Regions from separate parts of the Homo sapiens genome. Here region 1 is linked to region 2. Evidence: chromatin contacts called from ENCODE Hi-C or POLR2A ChIA-PET data. All regions are on one chromosome and are shown on one strand. The core of a region is the stretch at or near the end of the contact, and the rest is flanking DNA. Distances in the headings are between cores, read along the strand shown.

What was found. A loop is a pair of places that touch in the nucleus more often than their neighbours do. ChIA-PET counts read pairs that join two places held with the same protein, here RNA polymerase II (POLR2A). Pooled maps may share reads with other maps.
Region 1: a pooled map shows a loop between it and region 2 (3-fold over the local background). The contact joins the promoter of KLHL41 here to the promoter of PHOSPHO2-KLHL23 in region 2. A Hi-C loop is called at or near these places in 1 of 50 pooled maps. POLR2A ChIA-PET finds 5 or more read pairs at or near these places in 2 of 52 experiments (Panc1 and T-cell).

The regions. Positions count from the first base shown.
Region 1 is chr2:169,506,334-169,511,828 of GRCh38, reverse strand. KLHL41 (kelch like family member 41) reads right to left here and starts at 2,127. Exons shown (of 6, transcript NM_006063.3): 1 at 941-2,127. The coding sequence starts at 2,050. It overlaps BBS5 (Bardet-Biedl syndrome 5), which reads right to left. Exons shown (of 12, transcript NM_152384.3): 12 at 5,174-5,495.
Region 2 is chr2:169,692,814-169,698,357 of GRCh38, reverse strand. PHOSPHO2-KLHL23 (PHOSPHO2-KLHL23 readthrough) reads right to left here and starts at 3,889. Exons shown (of 5, transcript NR_144936.2): 1 at 3,736-3,889; 2 at 3,111-3,143; 3 at 827-997. CFAP210 (cilia and flagella associated protein 210) reads left to right here and starts at 3,953. Exons shown (of 9, transcript NM_001085447.2): 1 at 3,953-4,097. The coding sequence starts at 4,031. PHOSPHO2 (phosphatase, orphan 2) reads right to left here and starts at 3,889. Exons shown (of 4, transcript NM_001008489.4): 1 at 3,736-3,889; 2 at 3,111-3,143; 3 at 827-997. RefSeq lists a silencer at 3,581-3,860 and an enhancer at 3,991-4,170.

The DNA.
Region 1 (5,495 bases), core at 878-3,377, 180 kb after region 2:
AATTTTCTTGGAAAATTCTGTGGTTTCACAAAACAGATTGTTAAGTTCTAATAATGTCTAAATGTATCTCTGATCCAAATAAATGTGATATAATAAAAATTTCTAACTATAATTAATTCAAATTAGCGACTTTTGTGTAGACAGTTTTTCCTAGAAGATAATCCAAAGTGTGTGGAATATATATACAAGTTTTTTTCATTTTCAACAAAATTATATTTTAGGCAGTAACCATAAATAAGAGATGAAGTGCTACCTCCAAGAACTTCAAATGAAGTTCAGGGAAACTTGGAAGAAGGTAGAAAATCTGACCAATTTAGAGCTGCCAGCAGATGAAGAAGAAAAAGAAATTAAAAAAGAAAATCTGACCAATTATTACTTCTTTATAATGGATAAGAACTTTGATTTAGGGAAACTATTTGGGGAAAGACATTAACTATTTTTAATAGGTAAGAGTATACAAGATTAAATTTAGTTTTTACAGCAGGGGGTGGTGGCTCACACCGGTAATCCCAGCACTTTGGGAAGCCAAACTGGGAGTATTGCTTGAGCCCAGGAGTTCGAGACCAGCCGGGGCAACATAGTGAGAGCCCATCTCTGCTAAGAAAAAATAAATTTAGTTTTTACTAAAATACTGGGCTTTGAGGGATTACAGTCACGATCATCTATAAACAAGGCATTTTTGGTAAAATAGTATAAAGAACATCTTAAGTCATTAAACATGAATTAGAACCTCATTATTCACCAAACTTTTTATTACACATTAACAAAGCAGTCAAATATTTTTCTGTCAACGCTCTATACAGCAAAAGTGCAAGGGACTGGAATAGGACATCAATTAGAGTAAAATGCAAGCAGCTTGAATAATTCACAAATTGGCTAACTGGATGGTGAGTAACAGCCTTCCCTTTAAGCAACTACATATACAAAAAGTCCTTCTTACCTGGAAGAAGTATGACTGTAGAGGTTGATCCTTATTTTCTTCATCCACATATAGTCCTCCTACCACATATATCTGATTTTGCTGGGTAACAATGCTGGAATGATTTCTGGGAATCTGCTCAGCCAGTGCAGTAAGGTAGCATTCATTTTCCGTGGGGTCATAAGCCACTGCTGCTGTGTCATTAACCAAGAGGATGAGGTCTTTTACAAACATTCCATGCCTGGGAATGTCATTCAGGTAACCAGGAAGTAAATCTTCATCACCAACATCACCATTCACCTCACCAGCCCCAGTCTTCGCGGCATTTTTGCTAGGTTCTGGGAGTTTGCCTGCGAAAGCATCTTTTAGAACTTTGATTTTTTTCTGGAGGTCTGGGTTGCTTTTAATTATATCATCTTTCTCAACATGATCCTTAAAATATTTTTCTGTCATAAGGCGAAAACGGATACAATCAAACACTTCACTAAGGTTTTTAACCCTGTTTTCCTTGTCTGTTCGCACCCATTTCATCACTGCCTCAAATACTGCTTCTTCTTTTTCTACATTTAGGCTGTCATTTGAAATGACTGAGATCAGTTCCTGTGGAGACAGTTGCATAAAGTCCTCTTCCTTACAAATCTGTACAAAGCGATCAGACACAAATTCACGGGCAGAAATGGCGAGTCTCGGGCAGTCAAGAAGAAGTCCTAATCTTAGGATGGCTAGACAGTTACCAGGAGCAAGTCTTTTCTGAAGATAAGAAACGCAGACAGTAAACACTGAGGGGATCTGAAAGCGGCTGGCCAATGCAAAAATATCTTGCACATTTCCGTCATTGAGATCAATACTGGCAGAGTACAGGTATTTGATGATTAAATCAAGTATAGCAGGATCCACATTGTCTAGCACTACCTCCTTTTTTTTCGCCTCATCAATTTCAGATAAAAAGTACTCACGGAAGTAAGGACTACAAGCTGACAAAATCAATCTGTGGCAAGGAAGACTTTTGTCACCTGCTTTTAGGGTGCAATCGATGAATTTTTTCTCATCCAGGAGATCTTTTAGACCATCCTGAAGAAGGGTGGATTGGTAAAGCCGCAGTTCCTCTGCAAGTTCCCGCTGGGAATCCATTCTGTGAGAAACCTGGGTAAGGAAGGGGACACTGAAGGCCTTAGCTCCTTGCAGCACACAGGTCTAGCTGTAAAAAGGCAGATCAGTGTGCTTTGCCCAGCTTGAAGCCTTTGCAATTTAATCCCACTAGCTAAATATAGATACCAACTCTAACAACGGGAATTTAGGAGAGCTGGCTTGGAAAGAAGAGTTGTTCTTGCAGCTGTTATAGATTGAAAGTAACAACTGGAACTTTTAATCACTAGGGAAACAGCTAAGAAACAAGACATTTAAGTGAAGTTGAAAGCTTAAAAATACATAACACATTAGAAGATATACTAATAAAGGCTACTACAAGAAAATGTTTATTGAATTAACAGAAAAATGAATCATAAAAATGAGTCACTCCTCTAAATATGTTCTAGTGTCAAGCTACTTGGCTCTCTGAATTAATGATGCAAAGGTCAAGAATATGAGATGTGTTCATTTGAATACTCATAAGCAAGATCTCATTTCCAATAATTGTTAACATACAAATTTTTACTTTCTACTCAGAACAGTGGGATATAGATATTTCTTTTAGAAGTAGTAAACTTAAAGATGTTTACTTCTGTACTAGTTTTACAAAACCTTTAATGTTGCCATGATAATTGAAAAAAGAAATGCAGAGGAATTGCTAATTTTCTAAAACATTCCAAATTATTCTTACATGGAAAAACTGTAATTAATATTGAATTAAATTATAAAATTATTTATTCATATCCTGCCTTGTCATACAAATGATCTAATGTGGCAAACGATAATAAGGTAAAATAAAAGCAAAAGGTTAAAAGGAATCACAGAGCCAGAAAAAATAATTAAAAGTCAATCTAGGGAACGAAAAAGTCCACACACATTCAAATAAGATCACAAAAGATAATCTGTAATTTTAAATATCAAAAATTATCATTCATTAAATAAAACGTGAAAAATAGAACAGATATAACCCCATGAGAACAATGTTATCACTAAACACAGCAAAATCAAGATGAACTCCTACAATGGTCATAGAGAACAGCCCCCCCTTTTTTTAAAGAGTATATAACTGGGGACATAACGTAGGCTGTTGATTATAATAGAATACCATATTAATTATGGAGGTAGAAGTAATGATTTGAAAGAAAATCGGTCCTTTGTTTATATATAGATGGTATAATATACTTCATTAAATACTTTCATTTATTTATTTATTTTTGAGACAGAGTCTCGCTCTGTCACCCAGGCTGGAGTACAATGGCGCAGTCTCGGCTCACTGCAACTTCTGCCTCCCGGGTTCAAGCAATTCTCTTGCCTCAGCCTCCCGAGTAGCTGGGATTACAGGCACCCGCCACCATGCCTGGCTAATTTTTGTATTTTTAGTAGAGACAGGGTTTCATCATGTTGGCCAGGCTGGTCTCGAACTGCTGACCTCGCGATCCGCCTGCCTCGGCCTCCCAAATTGCTGGGATTACACGTGTGAGCCACCGCACTGGGCCCATTAAATACTTTATTACACAGTCATATTGTCACATTATCTGAACTCAAGTAGGGCTGTAGAAATACTGTAATTTCAAAAGTTGGTATTTTTACACATACCCCCAAAAACAAATTCCATGAAGACAGGGATTGTGGGAGTGTCTGTTCTTTTCAAATGCTATAGCGTAGGGGTTTCGTGAGTGCTTTATAAGTATTTGTTGAATGAATGAATGCCCCAGATCAAGGAATTATGTATTTTTAAACTTCAAGGTCTCTATCCATGAGTAAAGGCCTTTTCTTTTATTTTACATCACAGTGAAGTCAATGGTACTGTCAGCTGCTAAAACAACAGCTGAAAGAAGAGCTCATTGACTCTTTTTCCATTTATAGATGCCACTAAAGGTTTTAACACACCAGAAAAAACTAACAGCTGCTTCCTTGTTTAAACAATAAATGACTCATTTCTCTCTACATGTAACATCTAACATTTGAAAAGATTAATGAGTCAGATGCAAACATCATATGACATTTGAGATTATTCCTTACTAGTCAGCAATTTTATAGTCTCTTTTGCTTGAAAAAAACAATATTTAAACAATAGTTATGGCAGCATTTTATCTGTGACCAGTACAAATTTTTCATACATTCTTTCCCCTCGTCTTAAAGGTGGTTTATTATAATTCCAACCCTTAAAATGTAGAAATCCTTTTCCATTTAAATGAAGAAGCCAATTTGTAGCTTTTGTTGATTTTTAATAAACTTAGGTTAGCACTTGGTTGTACTGTATGTCTATGGTTGTACACAGACTTGCATCTTATTTTAAATGTTTTTACATACTTTTCCCTCTGGAAGAAGAGGGCTCCTTTGGCTAATTTCAATTATTTGAAAAAGATTCCTTACAATGTGTTTTACACGGAAACAGTGGTCAAAAACACCGAATGATCCTAGAGAGGTCAACAAGTCTTACCTAACCAAGAAATGAGAAAAATAATATCCTATTTTTGAAAATTCAAAGAAGTTTCAATAAATACAAAGAGAAAGTTAATAAACAAAGCTATTTTCTTACAAAGTAAATGTATTCTTGCCAAAACTACATTGAAATTCTTACAAAATAGCATCCAAAGCACTTTAAAGGGGGGGGTTGATGTATTCCAGAGTTAGTTGTAATTTTTAGTTTTTACAAAAATGACAGGTTTAAGGATTACAATTTGTATTAGAGTTGGTTTACATTTGGAGCTATGTGATTATTTATTTATTTATTTATTGAGATGGAGTCTTGCTCTGTTGCCCAAGCTGGAGTGCAGTGGTGCGATCCTTGGCTCACTGCAGCCTCCACCTCCCAGGTCCAAGTGATTCTCGTGCCCCTCCCAGGTAGCTGGGACTACAGGTGCCCACCACACGCCCAGCTAATTTTTATATTTTTAGTAGAGACGGGTCTCACCATGTTGGCCAGGCTAGTCTCAAACTTCTGACCTCAAGTGATCTGCCTGCCTCGGCCTCCCAAAGTGTTGAGATTATAGGCACGAGCCACCATGCCTGGCCAGGAGCCATGGGATATTTAAACCAGATTTTTACAATTAAGAAAGCAGAATTTTGATTATTCCGTAAGAATAGTCTTTTTCTTTTAAATAATACTTTCAAAACGTTAAATGGTGCTGCATAAATTCTTTATTAAACCGAACATGATACAGTCACTTAATGTCTGAAAACTAAGACTTTACAGGTATTAAGTACAAAATAAACATTTATAAACTAGGTACATTTTGATTACAATTTTAAATATAATTTTTAGAAAACTGAAGTTTTTTTTTTTTTATTATACTTTAAGTTTTAGGGTAAGAATTTTTCTTAGTACAGAACAAAATGAAAAGTCTCCCATGTCTACTTCTTTCTACACAGACACGGCAACCATCCGATTTCTCAATCTTTTCCCCACCTTCCCCCCACCTCCACTCCACAAAGCCGCCACTGT
Region 2 (5,544 bases), core at 2,640-5,139:
TAGAATATTTAATGACTACTCATTAGTTTAAAAATATAACACTAAGTAGGTAATTTTGGCAGAAAGATATTTAATTACATAAAAACATTCATTACTTTCAAAGTACACACTAACCATAACACCACATCTGTGATACTCTTTATAACCATTTTGAGGTTTTTACAAGAAATCCTAAAAAGGCAAAGAACCACAGCAATAAGAAAAAGATCAATTAAAAATGAAAAACATGGCATTTAACCACACATATTCTCCAGTTTATAACAGTAGACACCCAGTAGTGAAGACAGAATAGAGCTCTTGACTCACATAAGACTAAGTATTCTGTGTCTCTTAATTTAGAATATCTAGAGAATAATTAACCTATAGGGGTATCACCTGTTGTGTGAATGTGGCTGGTACATAGTTTTTGTTATTCTGGATCCTTGTATCACTAAATGCCTAATCCAGATGCTTCTGACTGGTTCCCTGAAATTTAAATGCAGAATTCACTTTCCTACAGAAACAATGTAATAAATAATAAGGCATAATTGACAATCACAGTAGTACTGTAACTAGGCACATTTTAAATTAAATATGCTTTTTGAGAATTCTGAATTTATAATTAAAACAAATTTCAAATGTAACTCACTGTTGTTTGAAAACTGCCTCAAACCTAAACTTAATTAGCCACAAATTACTGAAATTCCTGAATTATTAGCCTCAAAATAGCATGAGACTGAGGTAACATAGTTCCCCTGCTGATCTGAAAGTGCACTTTTAAAATTTTCCCATCTTTTTCTGTTAGTATTTTCTCACCACTCAACATAAACCTTTAAAAAATACTTACCCAACTTAGTATTTCCAAGACAATCTTACTTCAGCATTGGGATTAGGATAAACAATCATGACAATCTTCAGTTTTAAACATCAGCCAGTTGTTTTCAAATATTACTCCTATTCTATATACAGGGAACAGAGTCTTCTGGTTTGGAGCAAAATAATGGAAACTTCTTAACTCCTAAAATTAATAAAAGTATTTTAAAAGCTTTAACATTTGTATTTTCAGGCCGGGCGCAGTGGCTCACGCCTGTAATCCCAGCACTTTGGAAGGCCGAGGCGGGGGATCACGAGGTCAGGAAATGGAGACCATCCTGGCTAACACAGTGAAACCCCATCTCTACTAAAAATACAAAAAATTAGCTGGGCGTGGTGGCGGGCACCTGTAGTCCTAGCTACTTGGGAGACTGAGGCAGGAGAATGGTATGAACCTGGGAGGCGGAGCTTGCAGTGAGCCGAGATCGCGCCACTGCACTCTAGCCTGGGCAACAGAGCGAGACTCCGTGTCAAAAAAAAAAAAATTTTTTTTTTTGTATTTTCTAATTATGTTGTTTTTCTAATGTCAGAAAAGCATCTTTTGGCAATAGGAGAACAAAGTTTTGCTTTCCACTTGGTATCGACTTGGTGTCGAAAATAAGAAATGTTATGTGAAAATAAGTTTTTGTCCAGTGGATAAAATCAGTGTTAAGCTGATTGAGATTTTCAGAGTCCATTTTTTCTTTGTACTTGTTTAATAATAGAGGAGTTCCACATTCTGTTGTCAATAGACATTTAGTGCTGTACTAGAAATTAAAATGTCTCCAAAAATTAAGAATATGAACAAAGATTTAGTTTTAAGAATGTGAATCTGTTTTGAAACCAATTTGTTAAAATTCCAAAAAGTTAACTGTTCTCTTCAAAAGCACAATCTATGTCTATTTGGTATGTCTGCAATGTTTCCATAGTGTAACAATATCCTGCATACTTTACACAATAATGAAAATTAAAAACTACACAGACATCCAAGAATTGGGAAATAATTAAGTAAGATATGCATGTGATAGCAAATAACAGAATATCCAGCCAGTAAAAGCCAAGATATTCAGTTCAAATTAAATAAGCAAGTCACAAAATAGTGTGTACAGTATAATCCTGTTTTTGTTTTAGAAAATGTTTACATGTGCAGTGGGATGGTTATGGTTGGTTCAACCGTAGTTCACACTTTTTCTACATCAATTTTGTAATAAAATTTTTTTCTTCTCAGAATAATTTAAACTCTGTTTCAGATCAGAGTGCATATGCTACCTTATTAAATTCACAACAAAGAAATAAAAGAGTGGTGGGTATAGGACAAATAACTCTAGATTGACTTGGTTGTGACAATCCACAGGTTGGAGCTGGAATCTCGAGTCTGAAGTCAAATTATATCTGACCACCATGTCAAATTGGCAAGTAACTGACATCAAATCATGAGATTCAATACTTTTGTAACCAATTTTGTTAAAATTCCAGAAAATTGTTGTTGGGAGACAATTTTCCCTGCGTCTCTGGTGGTTCTGCATGTCTTACTGACTGCCCTTTCCTCTAGACTATTGTCTCAAGGATGTTTGTACACTGGACAGCCTTGAGAAACATGCTTATTTGTCCAAATGATAAAGATCTGGGTTCCCTAAGCTCAGGGCTCCTTTCCTGTAATTCGACACACACTACATCTAGGTGACTTCTTGCCCACTTTGCATTATCCTGTGGGAACTGGGGCTTTAGGGAACTCAGGCGAAATTGCTGATTTACTGGCTACTGCTGGGAGTAATTCATTCCTGAAATGAATAGTCTTGTGTCTTCCATGAAACTGCCAGGCTAAGTTAGCCTGCAAACAGGGTAAAAATCTCTGTTCCTTCCCAGTTCTTGAAACTTTTTTTTTTTTTGAGACGGAGTCTCGCTCTGTCGCCCAGGCTGGAGTGCAGTGGCACGATGGTCGGCTCACTGCAAGCTCCGCCTCCCAGGTTCACGCCATTCTCCTGCCTCAGCCTCCAGAGTACCTGGAACTACAGGCGCCCGCCACCACGCCTGGCTAATTTTTTTGTATTTTTGCTAGAGACAGGGTTTCACCGTGTTAGCCAGGATGGTCTCGATCTCCTGACCTCGTGATCCGCCCGCCTCGGCCTCCCAAAGTGCTGGGATTACAGGCGTGAGCCACCGCGCCTGGCCCCCAGTTCTTGACACTTTTTAAGGTATAGTTCCAAAAACCTACCAGCGCTGTATGTGCACAAACTAATTTCTGTCTTCAAATATTTTCTTAATTATTCCATACTTACCAGCATTATTACGTGGAACATCTGATAGAAAACCTAAAGAAAAATAGCACGACTATGTGTTAGAACATTCGTTATTAAAAATCTTTTTGTTCTTTCATTTTGAGAGACTCCAATTTGGTGCATTATGTGTACACGTCAGAGCCAACTTGTTAGTAATGAAGTTATCTGTACATCAATGTGTTAGAAAAGCATCTTTTGAAACCAAACGCGCAGCTACTCCTAACAGATTTCTGTGGTCATGTATTTACCAAGAAATTTAAAATATCTCAAAGGTCCTAACGTAAATATTCTAAGCATATCATTACGTTTTAACATTCCTATTTTTAAAAAACTTGGCCCCATCTAGTCCTGACCATGCCTCAGAAACCAAAGGATTAAAAAAACAGCGTTTATGTCAGCGAATCCGCGGGTTTTTATAGTTAAGGGAGGGCTTTGCTCCTCACACTCCACCCGCGAGGAGATCTGCGGACGCACACACCACGCCTAGGCCTCGCGCGCTCACACACCTGCCGGCTCCACCCCGAGGGTAGGCATCGGACCCAATCGGGGGTCGTCCCCCATGGGGAGCGCGCAGGTGGGGATGGGAGTAGCAGGCAGGGCGGGGGCCCACGGGCTTCTCACTGACCCAGTCCCGCCGTCGGCAGCCGCCCCGGCGCCCGTGACGCTCCTGCGGGTTCAGTCCTTTGGCCTCGCCCCACGCCTGCCCTCTCGGCAGCCCCACTCACAAGCCCAGCTCGCAAGCGCAGGCGCCTCTCTTCTCTAGCCCGACCGCCAACTGCAGCACCTCCCTTGTTCCTCGGCTACGGCTGGCGTCACTTCCGGCGGCGTTGCCAAGCAACCGCGTGGTACGAGTAACAACTCCACCGGCTGGCGTCCGCGGCGCTTGGCGCCACAGTCACTTTTCCAGATCTAGGAGCATCATGGACACCTCGTCAGAGATGCTGGTACGGTTTGGACGGCGCTGTGGACGGGCGAAGGAAAGTACAGGTGAGCTAAACTGACCTATCCAGGGACAGGGATTGTTTCTGGACCCCCGGCATGGAGTGAGAGGCGAGGATGCCGAATGAGGGCTTCAGTTGCCTTTTGAAATGGACTCCACCAGGTCGAAAGCATCCTCAATAAGCATCTTTGGGCTCTGTGTGAAGTTAGGCCGTCTTGCCCTCAGGTGAATGGGTGAAGGAGGGAAACGGGGAGTGGAAGTGGGTGGGAGAATGTTTACAGAAATAGGGGTGGAGAAAAGATAGGAAATCAGAGACCCCCACCCCCAGCCCCAGCTGACCTAAAACTGCGCAGTTGCAGCTCTGAGAGTCTGGGTTTTGTTAAATTTCCCGCACGCTTAAAGTTTGTTATTCACTGATTGAATTGGAATATCTCTTGGAAATATAAGTCACCTCTTTAGAGGCTTGGCTCTTCTGCAAACCTGCTGATTGGTCTTTACTAAAAGTCTCTGAAGGAAATATCTCCATTTCCTCCTCTCTAAAGTAAATATAAGGTCTCTCTCTAAGTCAAATGCTTTTAGAGAGTTAAAAAAAAATCGTGTGACATAAAGTACTGTAATTCAGGTGACCTGTTATAACAATTTGATTTTGGAATAGAAATAGACTTCTAAAGAACTCTATCAATTCTAGCTACAACAGTTTCTTACGTCTGTAAATTAGCAATTAATGTTGTCATGGTGACAACTAGAACTTTGGCAATTTGAAGTATCTTCATGTCATTGCCCGAGCTTCTGTAGCAATAGTGCCCCCTGCACCAGATGCAGAGTGACAGCCAGTCATTCTTCACTAGTGGATATTTATGCAGTGGAGGTTTTATGAGGTTAGCAGCGGACTTTTGCCATGTAAAAGGAAAGAAACAGTACCAACATGGCCAGTTTTGGAAAAGCACAATTAGTCCCACACATTCACTTTCCTGCATATGCATTTCTGCACTACCTGGTTTAGATTTACCTAATAGTTGTTAAATAATGTTTTGTGGCAACTAGCTCAAAAGCTTCCACCTGAGCCTCACTGCTAAATTTTAATCTCCATTTTTAGGGGAAGGCTAAGTTGGAGAGAGGTTCAGAGATGTGTGCAGCTATTAGTAAAATAAATAATTTATAAAGATTTAGTGGGATGACATCAGCCAGAATGGTGAAATAGGATCTATGCCTGAAATCCTCTCCTCCATAAAATCAACAAGAACAGTGGCAAAAATCATCAATATCGACTTTTTCAGAACTCTGGAAATTAACCAAAGGCTTGCAACAATTTGTAGAGTGTTTACTAAAGAAAAACAGCTGGATTTTTGTAACAACAGCAAGGTTTTTGGCATTTTAACTTGCCATAGTCCTATACTTTTCTCCCAGCCCCGTGTCAGCCTAGATAACCACAGTAATCACAGTGAAAAATAGTGACTTAGCAACTGGTAGAGGGGACAAAACAGAATTTGACCC